Regions from separate parts of the Homo sapiens genome. Here regions 1 and 3 are each linked to region 2. The links are chromatin loops, found by intact Hi-C in ENCODE. Cell type or tissue: heart left ventricle. All regions are shown on one strand.

Region 1 (2,500 bases), 550 kb before region 2:
AAGAACTAAAGTAAAGTATTCACCACGACTTTCCCTTTATAAAGGCTCTTTGTTGTTTCTCAAATTATTGTACACATTTAAGATAACACCATACCACCGTCTGGAGGGAGCTGACATACTCAGACATACTCCTGAGGCGCATCAGACCCAACCAAAAGGATGGAGAGAAAAAGGCCAGAGGAACTGCTCCAGTGATTAGGGAGTAATCAGCAATCAATCAACTCCCCAGCCTTCCAAAAAGCTTACAAATGTCATTAAGGATGTAAGCATTATGGTCCTCTCTCTTCACCCCAGATTTACAAGGAATTAATTAGGTCAGCAGCATGGAATTCAGACTATGGATACAATATTCTTCAGACTACGGATAGAATACTGTCATTAAGGTGGGTTTGCACTGAAACAAGCCACATTACCTGGCTTTATCTTCGTTAGCTTCAGCTATTCAGAATAAGTTGTAAATATGGTTAAAAGGTGGCTCATGCAAGAGCAAGAGAAGCAAAAGGTTTTGAGGAAAAACAATCACCACAGACTTTGGGATCCTGGCAGGCTTTAGGGGACCAGCAGGTGGTACTCTACTCCAGAATTAACACCTTGGCTTTCACTTAATTTTACATCAAAATTAAATCAGATGGAACATATGAAAGCATTAGACAAAAGCCACTTTATCAGCTGAGGCACATTTGGAAAAATGGTATTTAAAAAAGTCAAAAGCTCACCAAAGAAGGTTCACAAAATCATCTGAAATATTCCTCAGGCCAATTTTTCTTTCTAGCCAAGTAGTCATTATCCATCCCATGATAAGTATAGGTAATTAATGTGAAATGCCACATGTAGGTAATTCACATGAAATGTAATTGCTCACATTCCTGGCTGAACCTTGCCTGAAGTGGAGGGTGTTGTAACAGATTACATGGAGCTAAACGATGGTGACATAAGGAAAAACAGTATAAACTAAGCAACTTGCAAGGTGTCACAACTTGGACTCCCACTTTTTTCTTTTAAGCTGAATGCTTTCAGTTGAGAAGAAAGGCTATCCTCTCAATATCCTGCAGGTGTCAGTGGAGAGCTACATCTTTCCAGTAACTTAAAGGGTTGGGAATATGTCAGCCTTAACCAACCGACAATAGCAGCCAGCTATTAAAACCAAGACTTCAAATTAATTAAAATAACTTTCTAAGGTCATACAGTAAGTGGCAGAACTCATATTTATACCCAGGATGACTGACTTCGGGCTCTTCTCTGCCCCCAGTGTCATGCTTGTCAACAGAGGGAGTACTCTGGAAAAAGTCAATTTTTGATAAAGTCCTTTTAATGGAAAATGTAAAACCCCTTTCAACTTTAATGTACAAAGCCATATGTAACACTTGCACTTTAACAAAAGCAAGCCAATGTTTTAAAAAAATACATCATTAAATGTATATATGTATATATTTACATAGCATATTAAGTTTAATATTTAGCTTTAAAAGTTCACATAAATTTTACCAAAATGAGACAATTTTAAATAAATTACACCTTTTGAAAATGTTTAATTGTACAGTCAATAGCTTCAACAAAATATTGAAGTGTCTGTATTTAGTATCTACTTTATATACTTTATACTTTACAAATTTTACAATTATTTGGCAGTAATTTTCTGATTATGACATGACTGCTGTGCGATTCAGCAATTTCCCAGATGCAGGCAATAGCTGGTGTTTGTGTCCTATTCTCACAGTAACTGTCTCAATGTAGTGAAAAATATCAGTAATTTTAGTAAACTGTACAAGGTCACATTTACACTTGATCAACAATATAGCATAGAATTTTTTATTTTTTACCAAAAATAAATACATCATTTTAAATCTGGCATTTTCACAAACATCATATACACTATAATACAAAACAGCTATATAGTGCTGCTTTTAAAATTCTGCTTGTTTTATAACATTGAATCACAGGAGCTGTGACATATGCTATACTGCTGTGGTGTCAGTAACAAGTAATTACTACAAAGAGAATTTCTTGGCACTGATGGTTTTATGAAGCTTAAAGTCAGTGTGCATACATATCATCATTCAAGGTTAAGTAATCCCAGTTCAACAACCTAAAAATATCAAACTGGATCACACTTAATTTTCTTCCATATCCTCTACTTCATCCTCGTGTATCTTCAAGGCTCTCACCATTTCTTTGACTGCATGATACAAAATATTTTTAACCTGAAAGAGATGTTGATATTTCTAATCACTTCAGTTCGACAGAAATTAATTAAAAAATGACAACTTCCAGATTTAAAAAAATAATAGGGAACTAGGAAAGCCAAATATAAGAAAAATGTTTGAAAGTGTTAAGCCAAAAGGGACACTATAAATCATACAATTAAATACATGTTGGTGTTAATCTTTGGTTGTCACCCTAATGTGACCAACTAGGCAATGACTGCCTAAGCTGTTATACATGTATCATATTTCTGAATATAAAAAGCCTGAAGAACAGGACCTAGAACACCCAACTCTTA
Region 2 (2,500 bases):
CTGAGTCTTGGGAGCAGAGGAAGCTCTGTCCTAACAGGGCAGGTTTCCTTCTACACCTTTTATCTCATTTCTGGGGCCTAAGCTTTAGGAAGATTCTGTTTTCTGGATTATGTTGTATCCTCCCTTCTCTGAGGCAATTAAGGCAGAACCTCATGAAGTGATAAACAGAATGCAGTAAATGGACAGAAGTGTCTGTTAATACTTTAGAATTTCACCTGCCATTTAACTAGCAGCCAATATTGTCAAATACTTGTCTTTTAGGAGTTTCTTCAGTCAATAAATCAGCCTGGTTTGTCATGGTGCAGTGGACAGGTCACTGGCTTGTGATTTGGAAGGTTTGTGTTCTACTCCTAGTTTACTCGTCGTTTTTGGAAGCAGACCCTCTATGTCAATAGCAAAGGGCAATTCCAAGTGGTAGTGTTCGTCTGTTTTTATCTGTGGACTTTGATTCTGCTGATTGTGTGACATTGGGAAATTGACCTAGATTTCATGCTTCAGTTTTTACTGTATATTTCCATAGCATGCTCTATCTCAGACTCAGGGAACTTATGTGAAGTGATAATAATGGTTAATATTTAAATAGAATCTCTAAAGAAAAAGTATTGTTTCTAGTACTTTATGTGTATGAATTCATTTGTGACTCATTCATAAGGTAGATCATGAGGTATAATCTAAAGTAGGGCTAGGATTTAAGCTTACACAGTCTGGTTCTAGGTCTGTGCTATTAATTATTAAGCCAGACAACCTCTTATAATAGGGAATAATTTGAAGGAGAGAAATGAAAAATGCCCTGCAATTATTCGAGTACTTTCCTAGTCTTATTTATAAATACCAATCTTTCAAAAGTAAACTGGGCCTCAATTCTGCTGAAACCATCTCAAATTTCAGATGAGGAATAGCTGAATGGATGCTAATACTGCAGTGATTACAATTATTAAACTATTCATTTTTATAAAATGAATAATGAATACACTTTAACCCACCTCCTTTCAAAAATGGTTTCAGGTCACAGATCAGTATAAGCAACTCAATTTTAATTCCAGCTTAGAAATAATAATTCAAAAATAGTATTTACTAAGTAATTAAGTAAGGGTTCTTTTAATTTTTTCGCCTTATGCTCATTAAATTATTTTAACCCTGGCCAGACTAATTGAAATTTAACTGCATGATAAAACTTTACCGCCATCTAGTGTCAGTCAGGAGCATTGCAGGAGTGTTGCTTTTTGAATCTGTTTTGGTAGCTACCTGCCGTATCTATGGCAATATTAAGCGGCACTCCCAGGTGGCACTCTTTGACTCCTATACCAGCGACCTTTGATTTTATAGATTATTCCAATAATTTGAGTTCAGAGGAACTAATTTCATGGCATTTCTTATTTCTAAATCCTGGTTTATTTTATGAGTGTGCTCTCAGGGGAATATAAGAATCTTTCATCCAAGTCAGGGATAGTTTCTAAATTCTCTGAATGTCCTCACCCCTAAGAGCTCTTGTTACTTTAGCTTCAAGATGGTAAACGTGGGGGAAAACTTTGTGCTATATATTTAAATTATTATGAGTTTTTTTTGTATATCAAGTATTTATGTGTACACTATAATAGTTATCTACTGCTGTGGGATAAATCGCCTCAAAATGTAGCAGCTTAAACAGCAAAAATTTATCTCACACTATTTCTGAGGGTCAGGAAGCAGAGAGTGGTTTAGCTGGGTGGTTCTGGCTAAGGGTATCTCGCAAGGTAAGTCAAGTGTGAGATGAAGCTGCAGTCATCTCAAAGCTCAACTGGAGCTGGAGAATCTGCTTCCAGACTCACCCGTGTTAGCAGGTTTTGGTTTCTTGCTTGCTGTCGGCTAGAAGCTCAGTTCCTTGACATGTGGGACTCTTCACAGGACGTGCTTCCCCTAGAGCAAGAGGAGAGGGGAAGAGAGTGAGAGACAGAGAGGAAGCCACAGTCTTTTAAAATAATCTAATCTTACTCTCATATGTTATTGATCAACCAAACCAGCCCTGGTCCCCTTGTGTGGCAGAGAATTACAGAAGCTTGTGAATAACAGTAGGTGGGGATCCTTGGGGCCATCTTGAAGGCTGGTGACTACACCCACCATCAAGCTTTATTAAATAGTAATGTTTTGCCTGATTTGGGTAACTGCTTCATAACATGAGTTTAGCCCAAGGCTAAATTCTGAGAGGTACAAATGGGAAACAACTTTTTCTCCCTTGGTTGCTTTCAACCATACTATGCTAAATCTCCCTTCTGTGCTCTGTAACTTCAATCTCTGGTAGATTTCATAGCTTTTGGCTCACATTCAGCTGTAACAAGAGTCCTTGTTTGTTTGTTTCTTATTTTTAATACATGGTTTCTTATTTTTAATACATGGTTTCACTCTGTTGCCTCACTGCAGCCTTAACCTCCTGGGCTCAAGTGATCCTCAATCTCAGTCTCCGGAGCAACTGGGACTACAGGAATATGCACCATACCTGGCTAATTGTGTGTGTGTGTGTGTG
Region 3 (2,500 bases), 100 kb after region 2:
GAACAGCTCTGAAAAGTCATTACTATTTCTCTATTTTATAAAGACATGGGCTTAGAGAGTTAAGGTAACTCTTTCAGAGTCACCTAGTCAGTACATTCAAAACTAGAATTTGAACCTTGGGATTTTGGAGGCTCCAAGCCATTGCTTCTAAAGGGCTTCTCTCTATGGCTTGACTAAAGATGAATAAATACCACAACGCTTCACAAAGTCTCAATTTTTAAAAACTGTTTTCTCAACTCTGCAAAAAGAATGTTTTCAAAAGTAGCATTTGGCATAATTCTCATCTTTCCTCATGTACTAAACTATTTTAAGAGACCAAGACCTGTTGTTTACTGGGAGAAAAGCTGGTATAGAATTTTGAAGGCCTCTCTTGGAAATAGAAGGATCTGATATCTGGTGGAGGGAAAGAGGAATTTTTTTTTTTTTGGAAATGGGACTGAAGTTCGAGTGTATCTAAGGGAAAGGGAACTATAGTTAATGAATTAGTGAAAAATACTGCATGAGTATTACTTAAAGTGAAACTTAGACAATTTGGGTAACAAAAGATCCTTATCAAAATCTGCAAGGTTTAATCAGATACTATAATATGTGGGGTCATAAGCCAAGGGGTTTAGGGGTTTATGAAATATAGGTCTGTGGGAGAAATGAGTAACCTATTTATCAACTGAAATTCTTATTTTGGACAGCTATCCCAGCATGATGTGTGCTAGCAAAACAAAACAAAAACAAAAATCAAACTAACAAAAATGGGGTGTTTATGGAAATAAAGGGTTAAATAAATTATGATACACACATTAAATGGAATCTCTTGTGCCCACACTCTACTGTCACTTCCACAGGCTACTGATATTTCTCTCTGGGCAATAGGGCCCATGCATTTGCACCAACAGAAGCCCTGCCATCAATACTTTGGCTTTACTCTTCATTTTATTATACTATTTGCAAGCCCATTTCTCCTAGAATCCTCCCATAAATTCCCATTTCTGAAGCTCTCTATTGCTAAACTTGGCTCGCACTCCCCCTACCGGCAGACCCAACTGTTATTCCCAAGTACTGTAGATTTCATCATTGCCAAAACTACATGATGTTTGTTAAGTACCAGAAAAAAATTTGTCTTTAATTTGATATTCTGTTGGGACAGCCAGAGGACAGTCGAGGATAAAAAGGAAGATTTTTATTAATAGTCATTCTACCTGCAGAAAACCCTCCCTAGATGATGATTTCCTGTATATGTGAGTTTGTTTCATAATTACTCAGGACAACAATGCCCTTGACAGCCAACCAAATTAAAATGCATACCCAGAGCTATAATTTTTTTAGCTCTAATTAACCAATTCTGTTTCCTTAAATGTAAATGACCTCTCTTCCTATTTTGAGATTTACTATTTAAGGTTTACTCAGTACACATTTTAAAGTAGATTAAAAAACAAATCTATTTAAATCTGTTTCAAAGATAAATGCCTGCTACAAGTCTTGTCTTCAGATACTACTCAATAGATTCATGTGTGCCTGAGGCATTATGTGGTGTTGGGGAGTAGGCAGAGTTTTAATTTCTACTATATATCCTCTTCTCTCTCTCAACTGTTTGAGTCAATGGTGGTGAGTGCATTTGCAGACAGCAACTCTCCCCTTCCCCAGGACTGGACACAGAGAAGGCAAATGTTCCTTTCATAGATCCCCTTTCCCTAAAGAGCACAAAGCCCCATGTTTTCAAAAAAGAAACAGCTGAAAACTAAAATAACAGAACATAGCTAGCATCCTTTTGTCACTATTTGGGTGTGTGATTGTTCTATTCTTGATGTTTTCTGTAGAGTTTGACTATTAAGTAAAAGATTTTCTTTGGAAAAAGTACAAGATATGTTGCATGTCATTGTCCCCAACATTTTGTCCTGTCTCAAGCAATATGATTTCTTACTTGAATTTTGGTTTTCTATGTAATAAAATGTGTAAGTAAATAAAAATAATGTAAAACTTACCTTTGCCCCAGAATACAGGTGACTAAAAAGCAATATTTCATAAAAATAAATGCAGTAGTAAAACTTGGTTAGAAATCATGCTTTTCTTTTTATCTTTTCTTGTAAAATTGATTGAGACTTTTGCTACAACAAAGAGCCAAATAATTAAGCCCAAATAAGCATTTGCTAATAAAGTTTTTTTAAAAGGCTCAAAAATATTAATTTTAATTTTATTAATATTAATTAATAAAAGTAAAACTCAGCCAACAATATGACTTCCATGTAGCATTTCTGCTTAGCAAGGTAAGGTGTGCCGAGGATAAATACTTAGAAAAACTGTAGCCCAAAGAAAAGTTTTTTCAGGTAGAAGGAATTCCACCAGAGGCAAGGATGCAATCTTTGTCTGTGATCAAAAAGCATGATTATAAGTCATGCGTGGTGGCTCATGCCTGTAATCCCAGCACTTTGGGAGGCCAACGCAGGTGGATCACCTGAGGTCAGGAGTTCAAGACCAGCCTGGCCAACACTGCAAAACCTCGTCTGTA

The links. Peaks named below come from ENCODE experiments on the same cell type or tissue, not always from the same donor. Only the 100,000 strongest peaks of a DNase experiment are listed, where the experiment ranks them.
Region 1: a loop joins it to region 2, with 9 times the contacts of the local background. A loop is called at or near these places in 95 of 110 quality-filtered maps.
Region 3: a loop joins it to region 2, with 2.5 times the contacts of the local background. A loop is called at or near these places in 8 of 110 quality-filtered maps.

The regions. Positions count from the first base shown.
Region 1 is chr10:63,165,934-63,168,433 of GRCh38, forward strand. JMJD1C (jumonji domain containing 1C) reads right to left here. Exons shown (of 26, transcript NM_032776.3): 26 at 1,292-2,201. The coding sequence ends at 2,112. Among named protein-coding and RNA genes, the nearest start is that of NRBF2, 34 kb to the left of the region's middle. In heart left ventricle, a CTCF peak has its summit at 1,051 (motif pointing right); no DNase peak of the experiment used is centred here.
Region 2 is chr10:63,718,986-63,721,485 of GRCh38, forward strand. No RefSeq gene overlaps it. Among named protein-coding and RNA genes, the nearest start is that of REEP3, 200 kb to the left of the region's middle. In heart left ventricle, a CTCF peak has its summit at 1,188 (motif pointing left); no DNase peak of the experiment used is centred here; H3K27ac peaks cover 734 bases.
Region 3 is chr10:63,818,931-63,821,430 of GRCh38, forward strand. No RefSeq gene overlaps it. Among named protein-coding and RNA genes, the nearest start is that of REEP3, 300 kb to the left of the region's middle. In heart left ventricle, a CTCF peak has its summit at 1,036; a DNase peak (open chromatin) is centred at 1,011.